Regions from separate parts of the Homo sapiens genome. Here regions 2, 3, 4, 5, 6 and 7 are each linked to region 1. A link is a contact called in ENCODE Hi-C or POLR2A ChIA-PET data. All regions are on one chromosome and are shown on one strand. The core of a region is the stretch at or near the end of the contact, and the rest is flanking DNA. Distances in the headings are between cores, read along the strand shown.

Region 1 (2,622 bases), core at 71-2,570:
TTTTTAATAGAGACAGGGTTTCGCCATGCTGGCCAGGCTGGTCTGGAACTCCTGACGTCAAGTGATCCGCTCGCCTTGGTCTCCCCCAAAGTACTGGGATTACAGGCATGAACCTCTGTGCCCGGCCAAAAAAGCAAACTTTATAATAGGAGATTTCAGTTTATGCTTCAATTACTAAATGAACAAGGTGAAAAAATCTGTAATGATATAATAAATTTGAACAACGTAATTAACAACATTTATCTAATAAAATTCTGAAAACAACATTTAAGAATCTCACATTCCATTTAAGCACACATGAAATATTGTACCAGGCTATAGAAAACATCTTTTAAAAATTTGAAAAGTAAACAATAGTAACCTTTTCCTAACTGCCTTCCCCTCCACTCCCCTATACCTTGCCACAAGGAAAAAAAAAATCATTAACTTTCAGGAGGGCAGAGAGTAATTCCAAAATGATTGAAATTCTGCCGCTAGCACCCGGTGCAGAATGGAGCTAAAGTAAAGGATCAATATACTTATGAAAATATTAAGACACCATGTGCTTGAGTAACTGTGTTTGTGAAACTGAAAAAAATTTTCTACTCTGTGTACATTTGTTCTTATGTTTTGTAAAATTGGGATGATGTCATATAATACATCTCTATGCTCAGATATGTTTTTTACTTAATATTCTTTCATGATACTTTTTTCATGTCACTATCTTGAGAACCCACCACAGCTACCGAGTTTCCAACACTTCTTCCAGCCAAAATAACAGAAGCCCTCTTCTAAGTACCAACTTATGCCAGTATACACTCGGATAATTAATTTTAAAATCTGCAACGGTCAAAATGCATTTTCTCTTGTTCAGTCCTCAGTTGTGGTGGAATAGAAGATGCCTGTTATCTTCCTAAGTAAATGAAGGATTCATATCAAGCAACTCAGTTTTCACTTTTCTGAATACTCAGCCCTACTCCCATCATCCCATGACCCTGAATAACCAATACTGATTGTCCCCTTGTGATTCTGGGGACTTCAAGGAAGGAACAAGATCATATTTACAAAATCAGGAACAGTACTCACCTCACTGGAAATTTTTTCAACAGTAGTCCAGATCTTGAGATCTTCAGAAATGCAGGAATCAATGCTTATTTGTGTGAGGGGGGAGATAAATCAGTAAAGTTCCCAGAAACGGAACCGCAGGATGTTGTAATCTCCAGAAACGCTAAGAAAATGAAGTATCTGCAAAGATAACAAGGAAAAAAGGCCTTGGTTGAGTCACTTAGTTAGCTGACTAGTGCTGGCTTGCTCCTATTCTGCTATTGCCCCAGAGAAAATGGAGTAGGAAACAATGTGGAGACTCCTCCCACCAGTGTTTTTAGCTTTCGTTTCTGTTAGTCAGAGAAAATGAACAGTTTCCTGGCAAGGGCTGGAGCATGTGGTGAGGGGAAATGGGGGATGAGAAATTACTTTAATGGGTACAGTTAACATTTTTCGGGTGATGTGCACACTGAAATCTCTGACTTCACCAATATGGCATATATCCATGTAACGAAATTACACTTGTATCTCATAAATGTATATAAACACAAATAAGTTTTTTTTCTTACAAAATTCGATAGCTGAAAGGAGTTCCAACATTAGAACTTTCTTACCCAGCAGACTTACATGTGAGTCATTAGAGACTTATATTCCCTTAAATGATGCTCAAATATAAGAGAAGCAACATGGCTTCTTCTCCCCTCCTTTCCTGTGCACAGAGTGGCAGTGGCAGGAGGAGATCTTGGTAGGAGCATCTATTGCTACCAATACTTTACTGCATCTCCTGGTTGGGGAAATGTCTGCTATGAAATCGCTATTTGTTTAAATACTACCTGAAGTATTCATCCAATTATTAATAACTGACAAGCCTGGGCTTTCCAGATCAGAAAGTCATTATGAATATGTAAATCCTTCCTTAAATTTATATGAAGGAGTTTAACACTAGCTGTCCTCTTGACCATGACTAGGTTACTTTACCTCAATGATTAGATTCACGAATGCTCAGATTTTCTGCATTATTCCTGGATAAACAAACGTGGATAGTGGACTCTCAACATGACAGCATCGAAGACTTGAAAATCCTGGAAAATGCACTGAACTTCCGGTAGTGTGAGGAGTCTGTTTAATCCTCTGCTCAGCAGTGTATTTTTCTCTGTTAAGGACAGTGGGTGCCCTTTAGCGTGCTGTAACCCCAGGATGTCAAATAAATGGCATCAACTAGCAGATGATGTGGTGTTAACCCAGCAGCAGATCTGCAAGCAGGATGTGGTCATGAGTGGAAAAGGGGCCCCATAGACTGTTAATATGTACTGTCCAAGGCCATCTACAGAGCAAAAGAAAGCTGATTGTTTTAATCCAAACTAGGGCCATGAAGTGAATAGCTGAATTCTGGATTTGAAACCATATGAATAACTTTATCAAAAAAGGAGTAAGTCAAGAAAAAGCAAAGAGGATCTGGAATGATGGCCATAAACATCTCTGGGTGTTCGTGATAATCTTTTACTGGCTTTAGGGTACTCTTTACGTGGATACATTGAGTTGGCCTTAAGGCAGTAGGTAGAGAAGGATATTAAGGCAGTCACTGGGAACCCCAATCCA
Region 2 (2,622 bases), core at 48-2,547, 1.5 Mb after region 1:
GGTCTCCTCAAAGAGAAGAGAGGCCCGGCTTCCCTCACATTTGTGGTTAAAAGAAATATTCTAAGATTATGCCCACTTCCTCTTTTTGTTTTGTCTTTTGTCACTTCTCAAAGTCCACCTGTCTCTTTGACATCTAGCTGACCTGTTTCATGTCTCCTAATTTTACCTCAACTAACCAACTTTATTGTCTTTGCCCTCTTCCAATCTCCTCTGATTAATACTGCCCACTCAACAGAGAGCTTGCCATAAGAATAACTACTACTTATTAGGAATTAATGTGTCATACCTTATGCTAAGCTTTTTGCATAAATTATCTTATTTAGGGTGCATAACAGGCCTATGCAATACTTATTCATTACTGTCCCTGTTCCTGGAACCAAGCTGAGTTCAGCTGTGTTTTCTCAAGGCCCAATAATGAGAAGCAGACAAACTAGGAAAGAAGGGAACTTATTGCTGTAACCAGATACAGTGAGAAGGTCAGAGATAATTCTATCAGTCCAACTCAAAGTGTTACAGTTTTCTCAGTGCTTATATAGGTTGGGATTATGTGCCTCTGTGCAGTATAGCATTCACCTAAGTCTATTGGTAACTAATTTTGTTTCAACTAGAAGGTCAGAGGCAAAAAAAAAGCTTGCTAAGTCCAATTAAAAGGCCTCCAATACCTTCAAGGCCTGTCTACTGTGGTACTGGAGTGATTATTTCTCTCTTATCTCCTTTATGGCTTGGTCCGGAGAGCTGTCTTAGACTCTCCAATGAATCTATTCAAACAGCTGCCTCTGTTACCTTGACTCGTCTCAGATTTCATTGACCAGAGACAGGTCCTGGCACTAGGAATCTATGACTGTCTCTATTATTTTGGCTTGCTCCAGGTTAGGGAGAAGCCCATGCAAGGCTCCTACTGACCATATGTTTCATTTCCAGCTTTGATGTCTGGGCACCGATTTCTCTAGGTTTAACTATTTGCTCAATGTTAAGGCAGTGCTGTGGAAATTTGTCTGTGTAGCTGGGGTGCTATGCAGGCCTGTCTGTGTGACTGTCATGCAGGCCTGTCTGTGTGACTATCAGGGAGAATTGGCCTGCCACATCCCTATTTTACAGATGAGGTAACTGAGACTTAAAGAAATTAGTTTAGACTAAGACCACACAATAGTAAGTCAGAGCTAGAACTGTGCATCCCTGGAGTCCATGCTTAGTCACTTCACCAAATGTCCTCAGTGAGTATCGTGGGCCACAGAGTCCTATTTGGGGAGAGGCATTTGTGAAGCAGGAAGAGAGCACACGAGACTTGGAGCCGGAAGGCCTGGCTCCTGTACAGGCCACTACCCGTTGCTGTTTAACCTCTCTGAGCTCTGGTTACCTCATCTATAAAACTGGAAAAGAAATAACAGCTGCTTGACTGAATTACATATGGAAGGAGGTAAGGTTTGAGAACGCTATGCAGATGTTCACGGAAGCAGGTGGGGAGGTGCCTGTGTTTGTTACCAAGTTTGCATTGCTTTCTGTTTGCCTTTCTTGGTCCCTCCCCCATCATTACAGTGGAGCAGCTGCTGAATTGCAAAAACATACTTCAGGGCCAGGCGCGGTGGCTCACGCCTGCAATCCCAGCACTTTGGGAGGCCGAGGCGGGTGGATCATGAGGTCAGGATATCGAGACCATCCTGGCTAACACGGTGAAACCCCATCTCTACTAAAAATATAAAAACTTAGCCAGGCGTGGTGGCGGGCGCCTGTAGTCCCAGATACTCGGGAGGCTGAGGCAGGAGAATGCCGTGAACCCAGAGGCAGAGCTTGCAGTGAGCTGAGATTGCGCCACTGCACTCCAGCCTGGGTGACAGGGCGAGACTCCGTCTCAAAAAACAAAAAACAAAAAGCATACTTCAGAAGAAAATGATGGAAAATAATCTGGTCTTCTTTTTAATGTGAGGGGAATGGGATAATTAGATGGGAGGTGTGGGAATGCATAAACTCAACATTTCAGGGATTACATAAATTCATAAAATCTTTCTGATGTGAATGTTCTTTAATTATTTTCCAGAGAAATAAAAGCAAAGGGGTGATGTCCCCAGAGACACTCTTCCGGGTGGCTTATTGACAAAAGAACATATTTGCTTATAAGAAGGCTGTGAATAAATACAAATTTCGTGGGTGGGGCCCAGCATATCCTGCAGCTCTACATTTCTTGGCATCAGGCAGTTTAAGAGATTAAGGACTCTGATGAAAAGAGACAAAATGAGAGTGTTCAGGCTGCTGGGTGCCTCAGGGACGTGTCCTCCACGCCCGGCCTCAGCCTCCCTTCCCATCTCTCCACCATTGCTCTCGTCCATCTTATGTGTTTGTCCCACACCTCTGAACACCATGTCCACCTGTGTCTCCAAGTGGGGCACCACAGAGCAAACCCGATGGATAGATCTGGTCCAGAGGCGGCCTTGTGGCCATGTTGGTGGATGGAGGAGAGCTGGGGGAAGACATGGGAGAATAAGGCTTAGAGGCAGGTGCCCCTCACTTGCCTTCCTTCCATCTGACCAAGCAGTGCTCTTTGTCAGGGTCACTGTCACCTGGCCTCACCAAAAATAGAATGAGCTCTGCGTGGGAAGGGAAGAAGGAGGAGGTGCTGTGGCCATA
Region 3 (2,622 bases), core at 84-2,583, 1.4 Mb after region 1:
CTTAGTGCATGCTCATCTCTCAGTCCTAGAATGATATTCTTTCAGCTTGGATGTTACTTCCTCAGGGAAGCCTCTTATGCATCCCCAGAACTGGGTCAGATTTCCCTCTTAGTGGACTCTCAGAAATTACATACAATTCACTTCTATGTAATTTCCTGTTGACTTGCTGTCTTCTCCACCAGAATGAAAGCTTTCCAAGTCTTGATTAACACTGTACTTCCAGCACCTGGCACCATACCTGAAGCACCATGGTGTTTCTTTTTTTTTGCCATTAACATTTTATATATATATATATATATATATATATATATATATATATATATACACATACATATACACAAGATAATAGCATAAAAAAGTTTTAAAGAGTTATACATACCAAAATATTATACGTACCAAAAAACGTCACTACGGATTTTTCCATTTTTTTCTTAATTTTTTTTTTAAGTTCTGGGATACATGAGCAGAGTGTGCAGGTTTGTTATGGGTAGGGAGAGCATTAGGTGTTTCTCAAAACACCAAACAGCATGTTGCCCAGTGTGAAAGAATCCAAATGGCAAAAATCAAAATTTAATAGAATTATTTAAATACCCACTCTGACTTCCTGACGTGAATCGCTTCTCAAGGCTAAAGCCATCATATTTTCAGAACTCTCTAGCCTCTTGTCTTTCAAGGAAATCACAACTTCTTCTCTCTGCCACCAGATACCAGGCATATGTATTTCAATCAATATATATTTGCCAAGACATTCCTGTAGCAAATTTTGGATTCTAGGACATTAAGTAAAAATGTTATGGCCTATTATCTAGGAAGAGCATGATGGGGCTATAATTTACTCCTCAGCTTGCCTTCTACTCAGATCAAAAGTTGTGGTTTCCCCCTGGACTGATGAGTCAGGATATTTTCATATATATCAGACAAGGTGAGAGTTGTCTTGTGATTGAGATGTTTCATCAGGTCTACAGACGGCCTGCTGGAGGTGTTCCAGTAGAGGTATCAGCGGTCAGAGGAGGCCTTTTCTGTGTTGAATGAGAAATTCTTCATCTCTGGGGATATTCAGGGACATCCTTAGATTATGTGGATTTCAATAGGCCTGCAATCTCACCTCATCTCTAGTAGCAGAGAGAATAGGTTGTGATTTCCTTGAAAGACAGAGCCTAGAGAGTTCTGAAACTAGAGTAGCTTTAGCCTTGAGAAGTGATTCACCCCAGGATGTCACAGCAGTACTTAATTCTATTAAATTTTGATTTTTGTGGTCTGGATTCTCTCACACTGGTCCACATTGCTGTTTGGTGTTTTCAGAAAGATTCCTCTACTTCCCCCTTTCACTTCATTATCTCAATCAGCTTTATGCAGAGAAGAAGCTTACTGAGCTCACTGCTGGTGCTGGTGTAGGCAAGTGCTGCTTTGGCAATCTGGGCTGACCTGGCTTGTCTCCTCAGAACTCCTTCTCCAATCCTGGAGCAGGCTTCCATGCTGCTGTGGGCGTCCTTGCTGGCCTTTGGTAAGTGATGGGGAGGAGACCTTTGCTTGCTGCAAAGCTGAGCCTCACCATGAGCAAAAGCCCTCTTTTCTGCTGCTGCAATCATGGATTTTTACTCCCATTTTAGAACAGCAGAAAATGAACAAAAAGGAAAGATAATGATTTACTGGTAGAAGGGGAAAATGATAATAATTGATTTCCAAAGATGTATTTCTCATCTATTTTTGCTATGAATTGCCTATGGAAAATCATTTTACCCCCAAATGGACTTATTTTGTTTATGCAAAAAGAAACCTATGGCTAGGTTCAGTCCCTACGTCACAGAGCATGAGGACCCAGAGGAAAAGATGGACTGAGTTATTTGTGAAGGATAAAGTCCTGATTGTGAACTCAGGTAGAAAGGATCACCTGCTGAGAATAGTTATTTCCTTCTCTGTATTCTAAGTTCAAACCTGTTCTGATGTTTGCAAAGAGCATGAGAAGAGAAGAGATAAGATGATTTCCCTTTGATTTTTTTCTTCCTGCTTTTGTACCACTTGTCAGTGTTTGTCCAAATGAGGCACGGATTTCCTAGTTGCTCAAACTAGGGAATTAAAGAACAGTCAGTCTTTTGTTCATTAAATATTTATTAAGCGTATTTGTCTAGTTCCCACCTGATCCCCAGACCCCAACTAAGGGAAGACCTATTAGTGTGATTGGCACATGATAGGAACTAAGGAGTGAGTGGATGGGTATACTTGGCATGCCACACTGCTGGGCACCACAGAGGATGCAGAGACCTGAAGGACACAGATTCTGCCCTCAAGAGGTGACATTCTCAATAGAACCTCAACGTACACATGCAAGAACATCTGACTCGACAATATGAGAAAAATATTACACAAATAGTTACAGGATAATGTGTGAGGATGTCAGTTAATTTGTGCTAAGCCCTGGCTACATCCCACTTTTCTAAGGGCACCCCATGTATAAATGTATCCAATTCTCTAACATTTGATCAGGTGGAACTTTTATAACTCCCATTTACAAATGAGGAAATGAAGGCACAAAGATGTTGGTCTTGTCCCTGAGGTTTATGCAGCTAGTACAGTGGCAGAGTCAGGATTCGAACCCATAATCTAACTTTGGAAACTAGGCTT
Region 4 (2,622 bases), core at 65-2,564, 1.3 Mb before region 1:
GACAGTAAGGCTAGTGAGGCTAGAGCAGAGCTAGGCAGTGTGGGAGGAGATGAATCAGATAAATAGGCAGGTGCTAGATCAGATCATGTAGGGTCCTCCTTAGAGGCAATTCATTTTTTGATGGCCTCTAAGGCTATCATACTTTTGACTTTTATTATGTGATGGGAATTGGAGGTTTTGAGCAGGGTGGGGACTGGGGAAATAATACGACATTACTTTTTTTTTGAGACGGAGTCTCATTCCATTGCCCAGCCTGGAGTGCAGTGGTGCGATCTCAGCTCACTGCAACCTCCGCCTCCGGGTTCAAGCAATTCTCCTGCCTCAGCCTCCCAAGTAGCTGGGATTGCAGGCGCGCTCCACCATGCCGGGTAATTTTTTTTTTTTTTTGTATTTTTCGTAGAGACGGGTTTCACCATGTTGGCCTGGTTTCAAACGAGTTTCGAACTCCTGACCTCAAGTGATCCGCCCACATCCGCCTCCCAAAGTGCTAGGATTACAGGCATGAGCCACCGCGCCCGGCCAGACCTTACATTTTTAAAAAGCACTCTGGCTGCCTTATGTTTAACTGTAATGGCAATAATGGAAGTAGACAAACGAGGTAAGTTTCTATTGCGGTAGTCTTAAGTAATATGTAATGACTTGGAATAGGAGAGTAGCGGTAGGGGAGGTGAGAAAGGGTCAGATTTTTGCACCCTGGGCTTCTGGTAAGAAAAAAAAAAAAAATACCCCAGCCTGGCAGCTGGGAGTAATCCTCTGCAGGGTTACTGTAGGTGTCATAACGAAACAGAGTACAAAAGTCACCCCACATCACCCGGCCCACTCTTGGGAACCTTTACCCACACCACCTCTCTTCAGAAAAGAGCTTCTGGAATAGCTACACCTCAAGCTACTGAGCCCCTTCTTTAAAAATACGTAAATGGGGACTCTCAGGGGAAAATGGGCCTCGATAGTATAGAAACCACTTAAGGAAACAAAGCCCTGAAAGGAAACGGGGATTTTCAGAAGAAATCCTTGTGGCAATCATTGCTCGTTCCAGTGTTCAAAAACGGCAAAACTGGCCATCATCCAGGAAGTGGCCTGCCAATCCGCTGGAAATTTAGTTTATTTCTATCACAACTCTGGGTAGCCCCTAACTCGCATTTGTTTAGAGTATCACAAGATAAGCAAGCCCGAAGAAACTACAAAAACAACTTTGCCTCTTCGGTAATGCGCAGGCGCCTCTCGCTCTGTTTTCCGTTGGCCTTAAGCCCCGCCCCTTGTGCGTCCTTCGAGGAGGGTTGCGAGCCGTGAGCTCGCGCGACCACTCTTCCCTCAGTCTTCTCGAGCACATCGTCGCAAACGGGGCCGGAAAGCGTGGCAGCGCAGGCGCAAGCGCAGAGAGCGGAGGCGGTGGTGGTGGCGGCCGCTGGCCAGTGTAAGATGGCGGCGGCGTTGGTGGTGGCAGTGGACGGGGCGGCTGGGCCTGGAACAGTCGGAGCAGCCGCTAGCAGAAGGATGACCCAAGACGGGAAGCGGGCTGCTGAGCCTCGCCGATTCCCGTGCTTGTAACTGCCCCAGCCGGACACCCCCCCTCCCTTGACCTACCCGGTCTGTGTCTCGTTCCGGCTCGGCCTGCGCCCCCCCTCGCTTCCCAGCCGGTTTCCCCTAAGGATGGGCCTGACCCGTATCCCAAGCTCTTAGCGCTCAGGTCTTTTCCTTCCGCCGACCCGAAGTCATCGCTGGGAGTACTGGTTGCCCTTTCCTCAGGTCAGCCCTGGTGTTGCCCCCAAGAGCCAGCCGCACAGTTCACAGGGACGCCTTGCTTCGTTGGGTGACCCATGTGTGCGCTCCTATTTCTCCCCTTAGATTGAGGGACACGGCTCGCCCTGCGTCTCCCCGTCACCTCAGGGCCACCGCGCAATGTGTCCCCCTCCCCCATCCCAAGTTCCCAGGCCCAGCACCTTGTACGGAAGGCGGAGGTCCAAGAATTCCGGAGTCGGTTGTTGTCTTGTGGTCTTGTACCCTTTGTAATATAATTATCTTAGTTTACCTCCTCTAACTCCCAAATCTTTTAGGATATCTTAGAACGGTCCCATTTGGTCCCTGTTAGTTGGAAAGCATCTGGTGGCTTGAATTTCTGACTCATGATTGTTACTGGAGTCTCTGTAAACAAACCGGCACTAGCGCTATCACATTCTCTCCGGGATTTCCCCCCCTGCTCTGTGGCTTCTTGTTGAGAGGTTGTTTGGTTATGGTTTAGCGTTGAAAAGATTCAGGTTATCCTTTTAAATGACTTTACGTTTTAGTGGAGCTGGGAGATTACTTGCCTGGCTTCTAATCTTCATGTTGGTTCATTTTATTTCCATATGTGTGTGGGTTATTTGTTCAGTAATTAGAATTAGATAAAGTATTCTGCTTTTAAGTAGTTTTGAGAAGGCCTAAAAATACTAAAGTGTATTCATAAATATTTTTATTATGTTCAGTAGAAGACACACCTTTGCCATGTAAATTTTAACTTTTCTCAGTCCTTCAGTGAATCTACAGACCTATTTTCTCAGGAGCTCAGCCTGGCCTTACTTCAGTGATAAAAGGAGGAAAGGTGAGTGGGAGTTGGAGGCATTAAAATTCTTGAGTTCAAGACAG
Region 5 (2,622 bases), core at 91-2,590, 1.1 Mb before region 1:
CTGACAGCCTTGGCTTTGCAAACCTGGCCATCTCTTCTCCCCATTCTGGTCTCATCCTTCCTGCCCCTGCCCACTTCCCATCTTTACAGTTCAGGAAGAGACAGAGCACCTGGGAAGGGTGCCTCCTCCATTCTCCCACCTCCAGGGCAAGCCCCACTCTTCCTAGAACAGAGCAATGTTCATCTCTTCCCACTGTCACTGAACATAGAGACTCCTTCACCTAAATGCCAGGTCTAAACTAAGCCTCTTAGGAAGCAGTTCAAATAATAATTCAAAACCTAAAACAAAATAATCCTTATCTCCCATTTTGTGTTAGTTTCCTGTGCCAAACACTTTATGTACATTACCTATCATCACAATAACCCTTTGGGTGATGTGATCAACCTCAATTCAATTTGCAGAGGAGAAAACTGAAGTTGAAGGAGGTTAAACAACTGGGCTAGGATCACCCAACCCAGAAATGACGTCACATGGACGGCCCCCTCTCCTAATCCATTTTTCTTTTGGTTTTGCCCTCTGAGGGGGTGAAAAACAGGTCTCCAGTGACCTTCTGGATCCTGGAAGCGCCCTTCAGCTCAAACCCTTCGCATTCAGGAACTCCTGGCTTCCGCCAACCCCTACTTCAGCAGGGTTTGCAGCGAGGACTATGGCTCAGAGCAAATAACTGAATTCTAAATGCGTGGTCACAGTCACCTCGCCAATCCCAGGGACCCTGCACCCAACTCTCCAGGAAAGGCTGGCAGGTGCGGGGTGGAATGCGCTCTGTGCGAGGGTGGGTGGGAATTTCGATGCGCAGAGGTGCAGTTAGCTCACTCCTGCGGGGGCCTCGGGCGGAGCCAGGGCCAGGGGCGGGGCGAGGCCGGGGTCCAGGGCGGAGCCAGGATTGGAGGCTGACGTTAGCCCTGCGGGGACGGGGAAGGGGTGCGGCTTGGGACTGGGGCGGGGCCGGGGCCCGGGGAGGAGCCAGGATTGGAGTCCGACTGTAGTCCTGGTGGGGCGGGGCGGGGGAGGGGCCGGAACTGGGGCTGGGCCGAGGCCCGGGGCGGATCCAGGGCTGGAGTCTTGGCGGGGCGGGGCGGGGAGGGGCGGGGCCGGGGCGGGGCTGGGACTCGATGCGACTCAAAGGTGAGTTTCGAGGGGCGGGGCGGGGCCGGGGCCAGGTGCGGAGCAAAGGCCGGAGTCTGGCGGGGGTGGGGCAGGCAGGGCCAAGGCTGGGTCCGGGGCGGGGCGGGCCTAGACGGGGCGGTGGAAGGGGCGGTGCCGGGGCGGGCCGGGGCGAGAATGGTTTCAGAACTGCCGAGGGCTGGAGGGAAAGCAGCGGGAGGGGCGGAGGGAGGGGATTCGGCAGCTCCAGTTCAGCTCGCTCGGCGCACCCACGCCTCGCTGCCCCGCTTCCTGCCCTCAACCTGGGCATGCGCCCCCCACCCTTCCGGCCCCCCAGAACCCGCGCCATCCCCCGGAGCCTCCCCAGAGCTGGCCGCGCAGGATGGGCGCCCTCAGGCCCACGCTGCTGCCGCCTTCGCTGCCGCTGCTGCTGCTGCTAATGCTAGGTAAGCCAGGCCCCCGTTCCGGTTCCCGGCCCTGCCGGGCAGGTGCCTGCCATCCAGCACCCCCCTAGCATTTCGGGGCTCCTCACATCCTCCTCCGTCAGGGGTACCTCCAGCCTCCCCGGGGTCGGCGTCCAGCTGCGCTTTGTGGCTGTCCGCCGAGCCAGTCTTGGGAAGAGTGCAGGCTCCCCAGCTCTAAGCCAGGGACTGGGGCGTAGAGAGGACCCACTAAGGTGCTGCCCCAGGCACTGCTCGGCCTCCCGGGGCAGGCCACACATCTCAGCTAGCATACCCACGTACTGGGGTCGCTGCACCAAATGCTGCGACTCCTTTCTGCCCCACACTCAGCTCCAGGCCTGGCCTTGGGTGCCCGCCCTACGAGGGCAGTGCCTGCCCAGCTTCATAATTGCCCCAGAGTTGGCTGGAGGCCCAGAGGCCAGTTCTGCCCACGATCTTTGAAGTAAGTCTCTCCCAGTTGCGCTCCACGCACTTCATCAACTGGGGGCAGTTCCCTCTCTCACCCCCATCTCCACCCTGGGTTGGGTCCCTCTTTGCCCTTCTTCCTGTCTCCCAAATGGCACTTGGCTCTGCAGCCACCCATCAGTTTTCACACCGCTTAGTTCCAGCTTCCTTGCCTCAGGAGAAACCAGGTTCCATGGAGACTGATCCTGGGATCTCCAAGCACCTTGTGCCTGCTGTGGTGGGTGTTCATGGTGGGGTGTTCTGGGCCAATCTTGCATGGATGCATGGGGATAATGACAGTGGAATTGTTTTTGGCCTGAACTGGAGGGCTCCCTGTAGGAGGTGGTCTGGGGAAGAGTATGGCATGGAGACAGTGAAACTGCCAGTACAGATGTTGATGAGGCTGAAGCCCTTGAAATGAGAGTGAAGCGTGGGGGTGGGGATGGTGACTTCAGAGCTGCTGTCGTCAAGGCAGAGGCTGAAGGTAGCCCCAGCTGCCTGTTTCTAGACCAGAGCTCCACAGTGGCACCAAGCAAAGCCTTCCCCTGCTGCAGGTCCCTGGGCCCTGCAGGGTTAGGATGAGTCCTCTCCCTGGTCCCTGGGCAGGTGGCAG
Region 6 (2,622 bases), core at 43-2,542, 1.0 Mb after region 1:
AGGGGAGGAAATTTGGAGGCAGGTTTTAGAAGACCTGGCTGTATATTCTGGCTCAACACTTAACCAGTGTATGAATCATTTCCTTCTTTGAGCCTCAATTTAATAATCTGGGAAGTAGGAATTGTAAAACATATCCAAAGGGCTGCGGTGAGGAGAAAATTAAATAACAGAATGAAAGTCCCTAACCCAGTGCATGACACATATAAATAGGTTTGCAATGAATATTTGTTTTGATTTTAATATCAGAAATCTTACAAGAGAGGAGCAAAAAGCCTCACAGTTTCCCCATCTTTATGCTCTGTCCCACCAGGCCAGCTCTCCTTGCTTCTATAAATGTGCTAGAAACAGTCGAACTGGCTCACAGACCTACACGGTGAGTATCATCCTTACTCTCTCCTACTGCACTCTTCTCACCTCCATAGCTGTCCAGTTCACCCTGATTCAGTGGTCAGAACCCTGACCTCTTTCTAAAGCATCTGCCATATCCAAGGCTAAGACCACATCCACCAGGCTGGAAAGTGGGTAAGGAAAGCTTCTGATGTAACAAGTCTTTTCTTTGTCTGCTGATTGTCATCAGAGAGCTGTTGTTTTTCAATTGACCCTCACCACATTCAATACCTGTTGTTTTACACAATCTTTTTGCAGCACCTCTGTCTTATCTCCCCTAATAGTCTGTACGATTCTAGAAGGCACAGACTGCACAGTAAACATGTCTTAGGACCTGCCTCTTGCTCATGGCAGAGGCTTGCCAGGGAATGAATCGAATGAAGAGTTGACTGATGCTCACACAGTGCTGAAAGCCTGCCAAGCTGTGAATAAGTATGAGTTGGTTTGATTATGAAAGATGGGAAATCATGTCTTCTTTTCTAGAGTGGAACATAAAGCTTCCCAGCCTCCTCAGGCTTGCTCAGGCAGAGCAGGCAGAGCTGTGACCTGTGGGCCCAGAATTGTACCCTTGATAATCTAAATGACAATCAGCTTATTAAGCCTCACAGTCCCCTGTGCAAGCTGATGAAGGAGGGTGGGCGCCTCAGTGGTCAACAACCGTTCAGGGATCTCCTCCCAACAATGGCTCTGTGCCTCTACAAGGCAGTTTGAAACACACACAGAAAACCAGCCGATTTACACACTCTTCTTCCTGCTGTTCCCTTGGCACACATTTTGTGCTGACGTGACAGCCACAGGAACAGATGTCTGTTTGGCCTCTGGGGAGGCAGAGGAAACTCAGGCCACATCTGAAGCTCCTCCCCTTCTTTCCAGGCCACCTGGAACCCAGGCCATGAGTCATGTAGGACCAGTTCAGGGATATGGTCCAGGAAGGCTACAAGGAGTGGGGGTGATGACAGTTGGAGAAAAGAATCAAAGGCGTTGGCACGGAAGGGGAAGTTGAAGGACTCTCTGGCCCAGCTCTCGGGTCATTAAATAGTATTATTGCTCCGGTTTTGTAGTGAAGTAACTGAGGCCTGAGGTGGGTGAGTGACCTGAGCGAGGCAAACGCTCCATGTGTGTAGAGAAGAGAGAAGATGGTGGCAGCTCAGGCCTGCTGCAATGTCCATCACTGCCACCTGCTTCTGACTAAAGATGTCGGTGGTGGTGATGGAGAGGGGATATTGGAGAGGATGTTGTTACCTCAGACCAGGTTAACCAGTAAAGGTGAGTGTGCATACGTGTTTGTGGGTGTGACCTGCTCTTCAATACTCAACTTCAGAGGTCCACTTCTACAGGATACTACTGCTGCTGTCACACCTAATGATAATAATAATGGTAATAACAAAGGCCAACAGAGCGATTGAGCACTTACTATGTGCCAGACATGGTGCTCAGTGCATTACACAGATTACCACATTTAATCCTCTAAGAGGTTGTTCTTATTATTCTTACCCCGTTCCATAGCTGAAGAAAACGAAAGATAAGTTTAGGAACCTGCCCACAGATATACACTAGATTCTTGGTTAGATTGGGTTGCTATGACAAATACCATAGACAGGATGGCTTAAAAATCAGAAATGTATCTCTCACAGTTTTGGATACTGAAAGTCCAAAATCAGGGTGCCAGCAGATGGGGTCCTGAGCCGCTCTTCTGAGCTTCAGAAGATGGGGTCCTGAGCCGCTCTCTGAGCTTCAGCAGATGGGGTCCTGAGCCGCTCTCTGAGCTTCAGAAGATGGTGTCCTGAGCCGCTCTTCTGAGCTTCAGAAGATGGGGTCCTGAGCCGCTCTTCTGAGCTTCAGAAGATGGGATCCTGAGCCCCTCTCTGAGCTTCAGCAGATGGGGTCCTGAGCCCCTCTCTGAGCTTCAGAAGATGGGGTCCTGAGCCGCTCTCTAAGCTTCAGCAGATGGGGTCCTGAGCCACTCTCTGAGCTTCAACAGATGGGTCCTGAACCCCTCTTCTGTGCTTCAGCAGATGGGTTCTGAGCTTCTTGCTGGATCTCTTGCTGTGTCCTCACATGGTGGAGAGAGAGAGAGAGAGAGAATCTCTTTTGTGTATTTTAGGGCACTAATCCCATTCATGAGGGATGCACCCTTATGACCTAATCACCTCCCAAAGGCACCACCTCTAAATACCATTACATTGGGGATTAGGGCTTCAGCAAATAAAGTTTTGGGGAATGCATGCATTCAGT
Region 7 (2,622 bases), core at 69-2,568, 1.0 Mb before region 1:
TGAAAAAAATTAAGGATAAGATATAATTTCTACCCCCAAGAACCCTATAATCTCTTGTGAGGGCTATGAATACAATCTAAAATAAAGTATCAAATTCTACAATGCGGACTATGTAAGTGCACTAAGTAACCACGGAAAGGGAAGAGCTAATGGGTTACAGTCCTTGGCAAGAAATTCATGGAAGTAGGGTTGGAGTGGGGTGGGGGGAGCAGGGGACCTTGACATACATAAAGGATATTTAAAAGGGAAAATAACTGGGAGTTGGGAGCAATCCAAAGATGCCACTCTAGAAATATTCTGGTAGGAGGAACCTCTAAAATCAATTCAACTTTACTGAATGGCTACTAGTACTGTGTTAGATGTTGAGGTAGAGAAAAGAACAAGATAATCTCTGATACCGAAGAATTGAAAGTGTCCTGATGGAAAACTAGGAGAGCAAAACAAACAAAAACAGTTATTACAAAGCAGTGTGACAAATGCTGTAACAAAGGAATGACCAGGGAGTTCTGGAGCACTGGGAGAACTTTTAGTAGCATGGCAGGGTCTTCTGTGTGAGTGATTTTCTGGAACTTAGATCCCGTCCGCCCCAGTCTACCTATCCTCGGACAGGGGAGGGGACTGGCATCTAAGTCATTCATTCTGCGTGATGAGGAAGTGAGTGGGAGCTGGGAGCTAACACTTGCACTGATGCCTGAAGGGTTGAGTAGGTATTTGCCAGAGTGATTGGAGAGCGGATGGCAACTTTGACAGAAGAAATAGCAAATACAGAGATACTGAGGCATAAGGGGCTGACAAGTTAAGGAATTTTGTGACGCTTTCCTGTCTTCTTTCCCATCACCTTCACCTAGGGTTGCCGGATAAAATACAAGCTGCCCACTTAAATCTGAATCTCTGATTACCAACTAGTAATTTAAAAATATAAGTATGCCTCCAATATTGCATGGAACATACACACTCAGCCCCCTTCAACTCATCCTGTCCTGTCCGGGGCCCACAAATCCCCGGTGAATACCGGCGAGCTAGTGGAGTAAAGCATGAGAAGGCTTATCTTCCTTTCACTCCTACATTTTTCACTCTCGGATCTCCAGCCCAGGACTGAAGGATGTAGCGCGCAGCCCGCAGCTCGCTGCTCGTCGGAGGGTTTTCCTCTGAGGACTGGAAATGGGGCGCGGGAAGAGGGCGGGGGGCGGCGGGCTGTCACTTACAAAGAAATCTCACTCCACTCCATAAAATCCTCAAGCCAGTGCCGGATTTCCCGGCAAGCGGACGTCTCCCCTCCCACGGACCGGAAATCCCGCCTCCGCTGGAAGAAGAAGCGGAAGCGAGACCGTCCATCCAGAGGAAGGCAAGTTTTTGGCTCGGGCGGCTGAGAAGACCGCGCGGGGCTGGAGACAGGTAGCAGTACGGGGGCGGGGCTTCATGCCGGATGTGATAGTCTGCAGTCGTTTCGGTTGGCAGCCTGGCGGGTGGGAGATGCGGCGGCCACCTGCTGCAAAGAACCGAAGGGAAGGTTAGAAGTACGAAGGCAGTTTGGAGCTGGGGCTAAGCAGCTGTCGCACGGTCAGATCATGGGCTCCACCAAGCACTGGGGCGAATGGCTCCTGAACTTGAAGGTGGCTCCAGCCGGCGTCTTTGGTGTGGCCTTTCTAGCCAGAGTCGCCCTGGTTTTCTATGGCGTCTTCCAGGACCGGACCCTGCACGTGAGGTATACGGACATCGACTACCAGGTCTTCACCGACGCCGCGCGCTTCGTCACGGAGGGGCGCTCGCCTTACCTGAGAGCCACGTACCGTTACACCCCGCTGCTGGGTTGGCTCCTCACTCCCAACATCTACCTCAGCGAGCTCTTTGGAAAGTTTCTCTTCATCAGCTGCGACCTCCTCACCGCTTTCCTCTTATACCGCCTGCTGCTGCTGAAGGGGCTGGGGCGCCGCCAGGCTTGTGGCTACTGTGTCTTTTGGCTTCTTAACCCCCTGCCTATGGCAGTATCCAGCCGCGGTAATGCGGACTCTATTGTCGCCTCCCTGGTCCTGATGGTCCTCTACTTGATAAAGAAAAGACTCGTCGCGTGTGCAGCTGTATTCTATGGTTTCGCGGTGCATATGAAGATATATCCAGTGACTTACATCCTTCCCATAACCCTCCACCTGCTTCCAGATCGCGACAATGACAAAAGCCTCCGTCAATTCCGGTACACTTTCCAGGCTTGTTTGTACGAGCTCCTGAAAAGGCTGTGTAATCGGGCTGTGCTGCTGTTTGTAGCAGTTGCTGGACTCACGTTTTTTGCCCTGAGCTTTGGTTTTTACTATGAGTACGGCTGGGAATTTTTGGAACACACCTACTTTTATCACCTGACTAGGCGGGATATCCGTCACAACTTTTCTCCGTACTTCTACATGCTGTATTTGACTGCAGAGAGCAAGTGGAGTTTTTCCCTGGGAATTGCTGCATTCCTGCCACAGCTCATCTTGCTTTCAGCTGTGTCTTTCGCCTATTACAGAGACCTCGTTTTTTGTTGTTTTCTTCATACGTCCATTTTTGTGACTTTTAACAAAGTCTGCACCTCCCAGTACTTTCTTTGGTACCTCTGCTTACTGCCTCTTGTGATGCCACTAGTCAGAA

The links. Hi-C counts contacts between places; a loop is a spot of excess contacts on that map. ChIA-PET counts read pairs that join two places held with the same protein, here RNA polymerase II (POLR2A). Pooled maps may share reads with other maps.
Region 2: a map with no recorded cell type shows a loop between it and region 1 (6-fold over the local background). The contact joins the enhancer-like site here to the promoter of IFI16 in region 1. A Hi-C loop is called at or near these places in 2 of 37 single-sample maps with no recorded cell type and 3 of 50 pooled maps.
Region 3: a pooled map shows a loop between it and region 1 (6-fold over the local background). The contact joins the promoter of FCRL4 here to the promoter of IFI16 in region 1. A Hi-C loop is called at or near these places in 2 of 37 single-sample maps with no recorded cell type and 3 of 50 pooled maps.
Region 4: a map of naive thymus-derived CD4-positive, alpha-beta T cell shows a loop between it and region 1 (14-fold over the local background). The contact joins the promoter of DCAF8 here to the promoter of IFI16 in region 1. A Hi-C loop is called at or near these places in 1 of 168 maps with a recorded cell type or tissue (naive thymus-derived CD4-positive, alpha-beta T cell), 1 of 37 single-sample maps with no recorded cell type and 10 of 50 pooled maps. POLR2A ChIA-PET finds 5 or more read pairs at or near these places in 1 of 52 experiments (activated CD4-positive, alpha-beta T cell).
Region 5: a pooled map shows a loop between it and region 1 (15-fold over the local background). The contact joins the promoter of IGSF8 here to the promoter of IFI16 in region 1. A Hi-C loop is called at or near these places in 9 of 50 pooled maps.
Region 6: a loop to region 1 is called in a map of mammary epithelial cell, with 21 times the contacts of the local background. The contact joins the enhancer-like site here to the promoter of IFI16 in region 1. A Hi-C loop is called at or near these places in 10 of 168 maps with a recorded cell type or tissue (A673, IMR-90, PC-9 and 6 more), 1 of 37 single-sample maps with no recorded cell type and 2 of 50 pooled maps. POLR2A ChIA-PET finds 5 or more read pairs at or near these places in 1 of 52 experiments (AG04449).
Region 7: a loop to region 1 is called in a pooled map, with 5 times the contacts of the local background. The contact joins the promoter of PIGM here to the promoter of IFI16 in region 1. A Hi-C loop is called at or near these places in 1 of 168 maps with a recorded cell type or tissue (endothelial cell of umbilical vein) and 11 of 50 pooled maps. POLR2A ChIA-PET finds 5 or more read pairs at or near these places in 1 of 52 experiments (MCF 10A).

What each region holds. Positions count from the first base shown.
Region 1 is chr1:159,008,605-159,011,226 of GRCh38, reverse strand. It overlaps IFI16 (interferon gamma inducible protein 16), which reads right to left and starts at 1,320. Exons shown (of 12, transcript NM_001376587.1): 1 at 1,066-1,320. RefSeq lists an enhancer at 1,384-1,463.
Region 2 is chr1:157,509,711-157,512,332 of GRCh38, reverse strand. No RefSeq gene overlaps it. Among named protein-coding and RNA genes, the nearest start is that of FCRL5, 41 kb to the left of the region's middle. Within about 2 kb of position 1,297, at least 4 of the 41 ENCODE cell types and tissues checked have a DNase peak (open chromatin) inside an H3K27ac peak, as active enhancers do.
Region 3 is chr1:157,596,796-157,599,417 of GRCh38, reverse strand. It overlaps FCRL4 (Fc receptor like 4), which reads left to right and starts at 1,333. Exons shown (of 12, transcript NM_031282.3): 1 at 1,333-1,504. The coding sequence starts at 1,474.
Region 4 is chr1:160,261,241-160,263,862 of GRCh38, reverse strand. DCAF8 (DDB1 and CUL4 associated factor 8) reads left to right here and starts at 1,314. Exons shown (of 14, transcript NM_015726.4): 1 at 1,314-1,414; 2 at 2,505-2,578. DCAF8-DT (DCAF8 divergent transcript) reads right to left here and starts at 2,114. Exons shown (of 2, transcript NR_147618.1): 1 at 1,941-2,114; 2 at 1,085-1,462. RefSeq lists enhancers at 1,230-1,499, 2,130-2,259, 1,431-2,379.
Region 5 is chr1:160,097,337-160,099,958 of GRCh38, reverse strand. It overlaps IGSF8 (immunoglobulin superfamily member 8), which reads left to right and starts at 1,340. Exons shown (of 7, transcript NM_052868.6): 1 at 1,340-1,550. The coding sequence starts at 1,487. RefSeq lists a silencer at 756-1,585 and an enhancer at 2,152-2,622.
Region 6 is chr1:157,967,306-157,969,927 of GRCh38, reverse strand. No RefSeq gene overlaps it. Among named protein-coding and RNA genes, the nearest start is that of KIRREL1, 25 kb to the left of the region's middle. Within about 2 kb of position 1,292, at least 10 of the 41 ENCODE cell types and tissues checked have a DNase peak (open chromatin) inside an H3K27ac peak, as active enhancers do; they include A673, ascending aorta, mammary epithelial cell and 1 more, where a contact is called at or near this core.
Region 7 is chr1:160,030,686-160,033,307 of GRCh38, reverse strand. PIGM (phosphatidylinositol glycan anchor biosynthesis class M) reads left to right here and starts at 1,318. Exons shown (of 1, transcript NM_145167.3): 1 at 1,318-2,622. The coding sequence starts at 1,569.